2 separate regions of the Homo sapiens genome follow, and region 2 is linked to region 1. Evidence: chromatin contacts called from ENCODE Hi-C or POLR2A ChIA-PET data. All regions are on one chromosome and are shown on one strand. The core of a region is the stretch at or near the end of the contact, and the rest is flanking DNA. Distances in the headings are between cores, read along the strand shown.

Region 1 (6,405 bases), core at 2,543-5,042:
TGCTTGGGCCAGGTCTGCTATTGCTTTGCAGAATTTTTTGTTTTTCACTAGCTGATGTCTACTGTTCCTTTCATGAATACTCTCAGTCTCTGATTTGTTCTGGCACTTTAACCTGCCATCCATCTGAACAGAAAAATTTCATTTTTTTCTAGGAAAACAGCAGAATTGTTAACACCAAAGCTGCCATGGCTTATGAGAAAACAGACAGATGAAAAGCTAAAGAGAGAAACATACAGAAACCCCAGTGGCGGTCTAATTGGGGTGTTGATCATCTCACCTCTCTGAGCAATGAGACAGCCTGGAGGTTAGATCAACAATGCTCTGAGTCCCAGGAGAGACCCACGGCCTGCATCTGGGACTTCACCAGATCTAGTTTATCTTGAACTGGAGCCAAGAATCCCAGGCCAGAGTCACCCAGCCCCAGTTCTTTTGGGAGCCTTTTTTCATGGGCTGTCTCTGTCATGGGAAGGCCATGGGCTGAGGAGGTTAGTGTGATGCCTAACCTCACTAGAGGTTGAGGAAGGAGATGGAATGGGAGAAGGAGAGATGGAAATGACAGAGCTAGAGCAAGAGTTGAGAGAAGGCAGAGGAGGGTGGGAGGGTGGGGAGGGCAAGAGGAACTGTATCCGTTTCCTGCGGCTGCCATAACAAAGTCCCACAAGTGGGTGGCTTAAATAACAGAAATGTATGATCTCACAGTTGTAGCAACAAGAAGTCCATGATCAAGGTGTTGGCAGTGCTGGTTCTTTCTTAGGACTGTGAAGGACAGTCTGTTTCATGTCTCTCCTAGCTATCAGTGATTTCCTGGCCATCTTTGATATTCCTTGGCTTTTAGATGTGTCACCCAGGTCTGCCCTCTTCTTCACATGATGTTCTCTGTGTATGCCTGTCTCTGCCCAATTGTCCCCTTTTTGTAACAATACCAGTCATATTAGATTAGGGCCCACCCTAACAACCTCCTTTTAACCTGATAATCTACAAAGATCCTATTTGCTGTCAAGGCCCCCTTCACAGGTTCCCCAGCAGAGGCAGGGCTTCAGTGTAATTTTGGAGGACACGATTCAACCCATGATAGGAGCAAGGGTGAGAAAGAGAGGAGAAGGGAGCAAGGTCTGGGCCTCATGTGCCAAGTGATGGTGGGGGATGGGAAGAACTGGCAGCAAAGCTGTCAGGGACAGCAGCAAAGGCCTGGGGAGTGGAAAAATGTGCTTTGTGTACTCTGGAAAAACAGCAGTGAACAAGCAAACAAAAGCCCTACCCTTGTGGAGCTTATGTTTTATGGGAGTGGGTGGAGAAACAGACAATAAACACCTTAGTATTTTAATTTTCCAGGTGTTGAGAAGAGCCACAGAGATTCTCAAAGAAAGCCCCATGTTGATGAGGGGTTTCAATGTAGAATGGGGGGTCCACGAAGCCTTCACTAAATAGGTGACATTGGAGTGAACACAAAAATGAAGAAATGAGCCACATGGATGACTTTCTGGGGAACACAAAAATGAAGAAATGAGCCATATGGATGACTTTCTGGGGAAAGAGTGCTCAAGCAGTGGGCTGGCCAGGGTGACAGCCCTGGGGTGGGCTGTTCTTGGTAAGTTCAAGCACAGCGTTGCTAGAGATGAGTGGAAGATGGTGACTCTGCACACTCAGTTTTCTGAAGGCCTCCTGGATTTGGAACCTTCTAATCCTTCATCCTCATTAACCTCAAAATGTCCCCAGATATTCTGAACTACATCTCCCAGGGTGTCTGCCTCTTGAATTTGGAAATGACACAGTATTCCCACCTGGCAATACACCGTGATTTGAGATTTGGAAGACACAATTCAATCCAGAAATTGCTAAGCACTGTCCACTGGGGCATTACAATGGGATTCCAGGAGAACAACCACACATAACCCACTATTTCACCTCTGACTTCATGAAAACACACGTGTATACATGCTTGTGCACGTGAGTGTGCACAGACACACCACACACACTGGAAGAAACAACTGAGTCAAAAGGTAAAACATTTTTTTCCACAAACATTTTAGCTGACATTCTAAGATCAAAATAAAGACAAAAACAATGAGCAAGTTCATTGCAGGACTTCCCCAATGGCAGTTTTCCCCCCTCCACTCTTGGTTGCAGACAGCATGGCTGCTTTACAGCCATCAGAAGAAACACTGCTCATGGTGATGGTCAGCTATCCTTCAACCTGTTCAAGCCAGAAGCCTGAAAACTGAGCATGCTGGATTCTCTTCTCCCTTCTACCTACCTCACTCCCTCAGTGATCTCAGGTCTCACGGCTTCAAACACTATCTGAGTGCTGCTGGAGTCCAGCTTTGTATATGCAGGCCAGACCTCCCCCTGACCTTCAGCTATCCTACAACTGCTGCCTTCACTTCATCTCCTCTTAGCTGTCTAGAGGACATCTCGAATGTCACATGTTCCAAATCAAGCCACTGGCATGCATTCATCTCCTTCCACCTTCTCTCCTTCCCCATCTTGGTTAATGGCAAGTCTATTCTTCCAACTACTCAGAACAAAAATTTGAACTCATCTTGACTCTTCTCTTCCTCTCACATTAGTCATTAATTCATCAGCAAATCCTATAGGTTCTTCCTTAAAGTATATCCACAAGCTGACCCCTGTCACCACCGATGCCACTTAGTGCAAGCCAAGAACCTCTTGGTTGGTCTCCCTGCTCCTGCTTTTTGCCCCCCACTGATTAGTCTCAACCCAGCAGCCAGAATGATCCAGTTAAAACCCAAGTCAGATTGTGTCTCTCCTCTAAGGGCTCCCCTCTCACTCAGAGGAAAAGCCAAAGTTCCTTCAATGCAACCAGGGGGTGTCCTGCATGGTCCTCCTGCCCCCCGCCCCCTTGCCTCTCTTATTCCACTTCCCATCAGGCTCCACCCTGCTCTCTTTGCTTCAGCCATGCCGGCTGTTCCTCAGACATGCCAGCATACTCTTGCCTTGGAACCTTCACATTTATCATTCTGTCTGCCCCGAACACTCAACCTCAAATAGCTGTGCAGCCCTCTCCTTTACACAAATGGTAACTCTTCCATGAAACCTTTCTCCACCACTCAATGTCCATTTCCAAGCCCAGCCCATGCTCCCCAGCCCCATCCCTGCTCTGCTTTTTTGCCTTCATCCTCATCACTATCTGACCCAGTGGATAGTTTTAATTGTATCTGTCACTAGAATGCAAGCTCCATGAGACACACATTTTTGTCTGTGTTATTCATTGCTCTACTTCCAGTTCCCAGAACAATTTTGGCACATAGCATGTGTTCATTAATTATGTGTTGGTTAAATGAAGGAAGCTTTATGAGGGAAAGAGCATGCCACTCCTCTTCCAGCGTCCCCCTTGGTGGCCAGGGCAGAGCAGGCATTCAGCTGCTCTTGTGGGAGAAGAAGGGACTTGCAAGATCATCTCCCTTAGCTCCCTCATTTTCAGGAGGCCAGGGACAGTGGTCCCCAGGAAGGGAAGGAGAGTCCAACCTAGTTTGCCTGATCCCCCATGGGAGGCTGAGGTTGCAAACAGACAGCTGCAGCTCCTTGCAGCTATGCCACACACACAGCCTTTCTGAATCAGAGGGTATTAGTCTTTCCTTCTGAACTCTTGGGATATTCCTGTTTTGATTTGGCTCTAGCAGTGACCACACCGAGTTGTGCAAAGCCTGGGAACAGTGAGGGCATTAGGACCAGGAGTGACGCGCACGCTTGGCTCTGGGTTGTGTCTGGCAGAGGGCTCTCGGCTGAGTGGAGCTATGTGTGAAAGGAAACCAGGCACTGCCTGCCGGCTTTACATCTGTTGATCTGACCTGACTGGAAGCGTCCAAAGAGGGACGGCTGTCAGCCCTGCTTGACTGAGAACCCACCAGCTCATCCCAGACACCTCATAGCAACCTATTTATACAAAGGGGGAAAGAAACACCTGAGCAGAATGGAATCATTATTTTTTTCCCAAGGAGAAAACCGGGGTAAAGGGAGGGAAGCAATTCAATTTGAAGTCCCTGTGAATGGGCTTTCAGAAGGCAATTAAAGAAATCCACTCAGAGAGGACTTGGGGTGAAACTTGGGTCCTGTGGTTTTCTGATTGTAAGTGGAAGCAGGTCTTGCACACGCTGTTGGCAAATGTCAGGACCAGGTTAAGTGACTGGCAGAAAAACTTCCAGGTGGAACAAGCAACCCAGGTTCTGCTGCAAGCTTGAAGGAGCCTGGAGCGGGAGAAAGCTAACTTGAACATGACCTGTTGCATTTGGCAAGTTCTAGCAACATGCTCCTAAGGAAGCGATACAGGCACAGACCATGCAGACTCCAGTTCCTCCTGCTGCTCCTGATGCTGGGATGCGTCCTGATGATGGTGGCGATGTTGCACCCTCCCCACCACACCCTGCACCAGACTGTCACAGCCCAAGCCAGCAAGCACAGCCCTGAAGCCAGGTACCGCCTGGACTTTGGGGAATCCCAGGATTGGGTACTGGAAGCTGAGGATGAGGGTGAAGAGTACAGCCCTCTGGAGGGCCTGCCACCCTTTATCTCACTGCGGGAGGATCAGCTGCTGGTGGCCGTGGCCTTACCCCAGGCCAGAAGGAACCAGAGCCAGGGCAGGAGAGGTGGGAGCTACCGCCTCATCAAGCAGCCAAGGAGGCAGGATAAGGAAGCCCCAAAGAGGGACTGGGGGGCTGATGAGGACGGGGAGGTGTCTGAAGAAGAGGAGTTGACCCCGTTCAGCCTGGACCCACGTGGCCTCCAGGAGGCACTCAGTGCCCGCATCCCCCTCCAGAGGGCTCTGCCCGAGGTGCGGCACCCACTGTAAGTAAGGCCCTTGTTTTCCCTTCCCTGATCCCAGGGCATGATCGGGTGGTAGCAAACTCGGGAATGCAAACTTTCCGTAGCCTGCCTCTCCTGACTTAGAGCAAGTGCTTTTCAAGATGCAGTACCTGGGCCAGCAGCGTCAGCAGCCCCTGGGCACTGGTGGGTTCTCAGAAATGCAGATTCTCAGACCCCATCCCAGACCTGCCAAACAAGAAACTCTGGGTGGGGTCCAGTGGTCTGTATGAACAAGCCCTTCAGGTGAGAATCATTGTCCTAGAAAGCAGAAAGTGAGGACTCTTGCTTGTTCATTCTCTTCTCCGTCCTGGGTTCTAGTTCTTCTGTCTTTAGGTCAAATGGCTTTATTTCTATAACACAGAAGGGAGGTTAGAGCAGACATTTGCCAGTTCTAACACTCTGACTCCACTACATTTTGATTTTAGGGTTATTGTTAGTGTTTGCTTTTAGTTTGGATCAAAATAACAATTGCAGTTTACATTTAGGGGGCTCTTCCCATGCGTCTGGATTTACTTTACAAGCTTTTAATGTATTAACTCATAAAGTCCTGGAAAGTCCTCACAGCTCTGCAAGATGGGTGCTAGTAGTATCATCATGCTTATTCTATAGGTATGAAAACAAGGTGAAGTTGCTTTCCCAGTCACGCTGCTAGTAGGTAACAAAGTCAGGATTTGAATGCAGGCATGTGAGCTCCAGTCTGCCTGACCCACCACTCCATGCCACCTGCCTTGGGCCACTAGACTAAGGAAACAGGTCCAGTGCCTGAGAGCCAGAATACTGTGCTGACTGCAATTTACCCTGCCAGGGCAGCCCCAGCCCCAGGAGGTAAGCTGAGAAGTGTAGGTGATGGGCAGAGCTGTGCCCAGGGAGATGCTGGCCCATCCTCCACACCCCCTGCTCCCTTACTGTCACCATGGCTGACCACTGAGGAGGGAGCCTTGGTTACCAGCATCCAGGGAGCAAGGCAGCTTGTTAGTTTTAGTTTGGTGATTTAGGTCCCTTTTCCTATAGGCCATTGCTCCTCCCAGAGCCTGGAGAGTTTCCTGGAAAGCAAACATTTGTGCAGGGCAGCAGTTGGAAGCAGGGCCACACACTCTTCGGATCCCTGATCTAGTTCCCCTCAGCCTGGCTGCTCAGCCACTCACACTCGAGGGTGTGCAATTGCAGGGTCAGCAGCCGGGAGTGAACATCTCCTTAAATTGTGTGCCCCGGGTGCCTCACTCACCGCACCCTACTTCCATTTCAAACCCGCTACACTGTTTTCAAGCCTTACCTTTAAAAGCTATTTTCAGGAAATTCCCACCCCATTCTAGTTTTGTGCCCTCCTTGCACCCTGGAGTTTTAACTCACAGCACTTACAAAACTAAAGCCAAATGATTATTGATGTATTTATCAGTCGAATGCCTGCTTTCCCTGCTATGCTGTGAGCCCCTTAGAAGGTCAGGACTGAGTTTGTATTGTACATCCCAAAGCCCAACATGCAGTAAAGAAGTGATTGCTGAATGAACAAACATAGTTTTCAAATTTTTTGACACTATTTTTCACTGGCCTGGAGCAAGAGTGAGCATCCTCTTTTTGCCGATA
Region 2 (5,843 bases), core at 14-2,513, 380 kb after region 1:
AATCAGAATTTATCATATACTGATTGGTATGTGCAATTGGTAGGAAAAGGAAAGATTAATTAAATAGTCTGGGAACAACCGGCTTGAAACTAATATACTAAAATAAATTCCACAGGGATTAAATACAAAAATAAAACTACAATAGAACTCAAAGAAAATACAAGTAAATATTTTCCCATTTACCAGAACTCATCCATATGGCTCAACTCAACCGCAGGGGAGGCTTGAAAACGTGTGTGGCTCTTTGGGAAGCACTCACTGTTACTGCCATAGATACCTAACCTATTTCTAGGAATGAGGGAAAGGATGAAACAAAGGATTGAAACCGAAGGGCTTTCTGCCTATCCTTATGTTTATCAAAAAATTCCAATACCCAAAATACACCATCCCACAATTATAATTGGTTGCATAGGCAAAGCTTCTCTTTCTCATTTGATAATCCTGTATATCTTTATAAGGAGCACATTTTTAGCTGATATTCCAGCTGCATATTGGAATTACATCTGTTCTCATTCTCTTGTTAATAATGTTAATAACGAAGCTTGACTAATAAATTGCAAGGGCTAACTTTGGAGTGACTGGTTCAAAATTCCTTGCTAGTGAGGAAAACAAAAGAACAAATATATTTTAAGAATAGATCCACCATAATAACATGCTGATGGTCAAAACTGATCAGGTAATTTGGATGAAGCCTCACACCTTCTTACACTTTGCAAAAGAAATAGCAGGAAAGGACAGACAAGCCTGGGCTCCTGTTCAGCCCTGGGGAGGAAGCAGGTACAATGGAGCTGGCAGTGTGGTCATTCCTGCTGTGCCAAGCCAATTTGCTTGAACTTGAAACAGAAGTGTTAACCTCACGGCACGCAAGTCCACCCATCCTCTGCTTTTGCCCTCCTTGGGGGCTTTCAGTGGCGCTTGTTGGGGGGAGAAAAAGGTGCTTGTTTTATTCCCAGTTGTACAGAGCAGCTGATCAGTGTCTGCACGACTTCTTGAACAAAGAATGTATTTCAGACCTTCTTATTGCTTGCTTACTTCATTTAACATTTAACAGATGTCAGTTGTGACACACACACACTTTCTCCCTAGGCAATGGATTAAGGCAAATTTCATTTTATGCCTGGCACGAAAGCCATGCTACATTGTATATTGAAAGACTTTTTTTTTTTTTTAAGAGAGAAAGAGGGGAAAAACAATTCTGCCTTAAAATCCCTAATAATGCAAGAAAACCAATTTCCGCAAAGGCATTGTCCTGGAAAGCTTTGTTGGTTTATGGTGCCACCTAATGGGGATGTGTCAGATTACACAAGGGCTATTGCATCAGGTCGCACACCCTGTCATGGTGAACACACTGGTGGTGTGTGGCTGGGAATGCAGTTTATGCAGATGCCTGTGCTGGATGAGATGTTATCGTCACGTACTGTGTCTATGTCTAGTTATTTAACCTTGGGCAAGTCCCTCCACGCCTCTGAACTCAAGGATCCTCACCTAAAGGAGGCTTCTGGATGCCTTCTTTGTGAGACTGTTCACAGGACAAAGAAAAGGTGTACTTGGCTGGGCGAGGTGGCTCATGTCTGCAATCCCAACACTTTGGGAGGCTGAGGCAGGAGGATCACTTGAGGCCAGAAGTTTGAGACCAGCCTGGGCAAGATGGCAAGACCCCATTTCTACAAAATAAAAATTAAAAAATTAGCTGGGTGTGGTGTGTGAGCCTGTATCATACTCCATATCTGGGTAACAGAGAGACTCTGTCAAGAAAGAAAGAAAGAGAAGAAAGAGGAGAAAGAAAGATGAGAAAGAAAGAAAAAAGAGAAAGAGAAAAAAGAAATAAAGAAAAGGAAGAGAGAGAAGGAAAGAGAGGGAGTGAGGAAGGAAAAGAAGGAAGGGAGCAAGGAAACAAAGGAAGAAAAAGAGGGAAGGAAGAAGGAAGGAAAAAGAGAAAGAAAAGAAAGAGAAAGAAGAAAGAGAAAGAAAGGAAGGAAGAAGAAAGAAAGAAAAAGAAAGAAAGAAAGGGGAAAGAAAAGGTATATTTGAAATGGAGACATAGCCCAAGGCTCTTAAACTCAGGGTTATGTCAGTCATGATGTAATAAAATCATGAGGCCCTACATATATTGTTTTTCTCCTTTTGGTATAAGCTTGGGTTTCAGAGCCATGTTTTTCGACGCCAGTAAAACTTCCAGCACTAGCATGGAAATGAACTGCAGTCGATGGCTGCCCTCAAGGTTGGAGAGGGGATAGGAAACTGGGGCTGCGTTGAACTGGACAACACTTGTCTGGTCTCAGGTGGATGACTGGTGTCAGCCCAGAATGGCCAGGAGGTGTGGCAAGATTTTCCTGTTTGCCTAAAGAAAGTAACCACTTGGGATCTCCTGCTTGTAAATGTTGGCCCAAGTTTTTGAACTCTACAGGGGCTAAAGAAATCATCCCCGAGGACTGAGTTCAGCTTGTGGGTCTCCAGCTTGCGCTCTCTGCTGTTCATTGCTATAGTCTTGCAAGAAGGTGGGTGCTAGGTGTGGAGCCCACTCTATCCAGGGTACTCTATCTGTGGGGAAGGGGGGCTCAATGCTCCATGTCTTGGGGGAGGATAGTGGGAATCTAGTGGCAGAATCAGGAGTGGGGACCTGAATCATTATGTTACTGGCCTGAGGCCAGAAGCTCAGCCTGGTGGAGGCCTAGGTAAGGCCTTCCCTGGTTGTCAATCCTCCTTCCTCGCCACCATGTCTTTCTCTCCTCTTCCTTGGAACGGCTTTCCCTGAAGCCTCCAGGCTTCTCTGATGAGATCCCCTCAAGAGCTAAACAGTTACTGGACACCATTGAGAAGAGTGCCAGACTGAGAGTCAGACCTGTGCATACACACTTGCTGTGTGGCCTTGAGGGGGAACCTCCACCTCTCTGAGTCTTTGTTTCCTCATTTATAAAGTGGGGAGGAAGAGAAAAGCCTTTCCCAGCTTCTCAGGATGGCACCTGGGTACAGATCATAGAGATGATGCATGAGGCGTGCTTTGTGAACTTGAAAGTGCTGAGCAGTACTTGGTTATTGTAAAACAATGACATCTACTTTGAATAATTCTTAAATCCTGGTACAGAATTAAGAAAGGATCATCTATTCATTTAGTCAACTATTTGTTCAAGAAATACGTACTGAGCCTCCATTATGTGCCAGGTACGTCTAAGCAATGACTAAGACAGACATGGATTGCCTGTCATGGAATGTCAATTCTAGAGTAGGAGGTAGAGAATAGGGAAGAAAGGAGGGAAAGAGGGAAGGAGGGAAGGAAGGAAGGAAGAAGGGAAAGAAGGAAGAAGGAAAGGAAGGGAAGGGGGGAAGGACAGAAGGAATGAGGGAGGGAGGAAAGGAAGGAAGGAAAGAAGGAGGGGAGAAGGGGAGGAGGGAGGGAGGGAAGGAAAGAAGGCGGCTTGAAATTGGCCATGATGAGTATTTACACCACCAACATTGAAAAACTCAGTAAATCAGGGTCCTTCCTGCAGGCTGACTTTTAAATATTTGCCATCAACTACTGAAGCCAGAGATTAGAGTGAGGAGCCAGAGGAGGATTCTGAGTGCAGGAGAAACACAATTTGCTATCAATTTTATCCATTTTTCAAAGTTTCCTCTTCATGATGTGGAGAATAGGCTGCAGCCAGGCACAGCAGCAGCGGGAGTATCAGCCTAGAAGGCTGTGAAATAACACAGGCATGAGATGCAAGGTTGGGCTAGCAATGGAGTAGCCAAACACGGATGGTTGGGATATGATGGGGGGCAAGGCTGATGGCATTCATTTGTGGATTGGCTGTGGGGTAAAGATAGAGACACAGCTGGTGAATCATACAGACACACTCTGTTCATGAAGAGCTTACACTTTAGTGGGAGAAACAAAGCAGGCAGTCAGCTAGGACTCCCACAAATATTTAGTTATAGTGGCTCTCGATGACATATAACGCAGGGAAACCTAGCCAAGTTTGGAAATGACATTTAAGCTTTGCTAAGGTGAGGTACGGTACAATCACACACCCATGGAGATATTTACATATTTCCTCCACAACTGATTTGGTTCTGCAAACATGCAAGGCCCCAAACATGTCATTCGCTAGTAATGGACTATGGCAAGGAGGAATCAGGAACGTGGAAGCTTTCAAAAATTGCCTACCCACCCAACTTCTGGGTTTTGCCTGTTCCGTCAGGATCCGCTGTGAGCTGCTAGGGTAATGGGGCAAACGGTGGAGATGCAAATGAAAATAGAAATGCTGAGAGAACAGGTTATCTAGTGGAAAGAGGGTGCCAAAGGAAGCAGGGTAGCTAGTGTGAGTGGACTGTTTGATACAGTTTGGGAAAGAGAAAGTTTTGGAGGAGAGCAGGTACCCTGATAAGGGGAGTCTTGAGGAAGCAGATAGGCGATGAGTTTCTTCAGGGCTGATGAATGGTTGTGTTATTCAACCGGTTCTGCACTGACCACCATGTGACTTTGCTCCTAAGAAAAAGCAGAATATATTTCCCCACCCCTGGATTTGGGGTTTGGCCATGTAATTTGCTTTGGCTGAAAGACGGAGATGAATGGGAGTGACAGGGAGCCAGTTATGAGATTTCTGCCTTAAAGGCTTTCCACATTTGCCATTGCCATCTGCCATTGTTTGCCACACGAGGAGAATGAGAGACACACGCTGCAGAGCCAGCCCAGCTGAGCCCTGCCTATGTCAGCCAAAAAGCAGCTGACCTGCAGACATGAGAGCAGTTATAAATGATCATTGCTTTACCCTGCCGAGTCTTGAGGAGGTTTTTGCACAGCAACAGCTGACTAATGCAGGGCTTTACTGTGTGTCCCACAGTGTAGTTTGGCTTTTCCTCATTTGACTTAAGTAGAGACTTTAATTAGTTCTAAATGCTTTCCAAATGGTTACTATTTCTTTTGATAGTATTGAAACTGCCTTTGCAAAAACTATGTCAGTGAGAAAAATTATAACAGTAAGCTGAGCTAAATTGTTGCAGGTAGTTAGATGGGCATGAGCGGGGCAGGAGAGTGCTCTTCCCCCACCTACTAGGAATGTCAGGTGATGGTCTGACAGCTATCACACTGTCTCTGTAAAAATGGTCATGCGGGGACCTGGGTGCCGTGGCTCACACCTGTAATCCTAACACTTTGGGAGGTGGAGACTGACAGATAGCTTGAGTCCAGGAATTCAAGACCAGCCTGGACAACAAGGCGAAATCCTGTCTCTACAAAAAATACAGAAATTAGCCAGGCGTGGTGGCACCCACCTGTAGTCCCAGCTACTCAGGAGGCCAAGGTGGGAGGATCAATTGAGCCCTGAAGGTTGAGGCTGCAGTGAGCCGTGATTGCACCACTGTACTCCATCTTGGGCGACAGAGCAAGACCTTGTCTCAAAAAAAAAAAAAAGCTTTTGTTACCATAAGTAGTTAGGCAGACACGAGCAGGGCAGGAGAGGGCCCCCTTCACCAGGAATGTCAGGCGACCATCAGGTGATGATCAAGTGGTTGTTAAACTGTCTCTAAAATACAAATTGGTTGCAGCCGGTGCCAGGGAAAGGCAAGCTCTCAATAGATAGAAAACACCTGAAACTGATGATCAGCAGCTTCCTGATAAGATCTCAGGAGCTGGGTGAGTGAACTCAAGCATGCACACTAAGAGGCAAAATGGTGGAATTAACCGGTATATGACCTTCCTCTGGGAATACTCCACCGGTAAGGGAAAAATGTTTCAAGTCAGCTTGCATACAACTTCAGTAAACACACTGCACATGTGGCCCCTCCTAAGTGCTGGCAGGCCACCCCAAACGAAGAATCAGGGGAGAAGGGCGCAATCCCCCCGGAAGCATGCCAACATATAA

The links. Hi-C counts contacts between places; a loop is a spot of excess contacts on that map. ChIA-PET counts read pairs that join two places held with the same protein, here RNA polymerase II (POLR2A). Pooled maps may share reads with other maps.
Region 2: a map of K562 shows a loop between it and region 1 (5-fold over the local background). The contact joins the enhancer-like site here to the promoter of GALNT15 in region 1. A Hi-C loop is called at or near these places in 5 of 168 maps with a recorded cell type or tissue (Caco-2, HCT116, K562 and 1 more) and 15 of 50 pooled maps. POLR2A ChIA-PET finds 5 or more read pairs at or near these places in 1 of 52 experiments (activated CD4-positive, alpha-beta T cell).

Annotation. Positions count from the first base shown.
Region 1 is chr3:16,170,888-16,177,292 of GRCh38, forward strand. It overlaps GALNT15 (polypeptide N-acetylgalactosaminyltransferase 15), which reads left to right and starts at 3,793. Exons shown (of 10, transcript NM_054110.5): 1 at 3,793-4,803. The coding sequence starts at 4,265.
Region 2 is chr3:16,549,673-16,555,515 of GRCh38, forward strand. No RefSeq gene overlaps it. Among named protein-coding and RNA genes, the nearest start is that of LINC00690, 16 kb to the left of the region's middle. Within about 2 kb of position 1,264, at least 3 of the 41 ENCODE cell types and tissues checked have a DNase peak (open chromatin) inside an H3K27ac peak, as active enhancers do.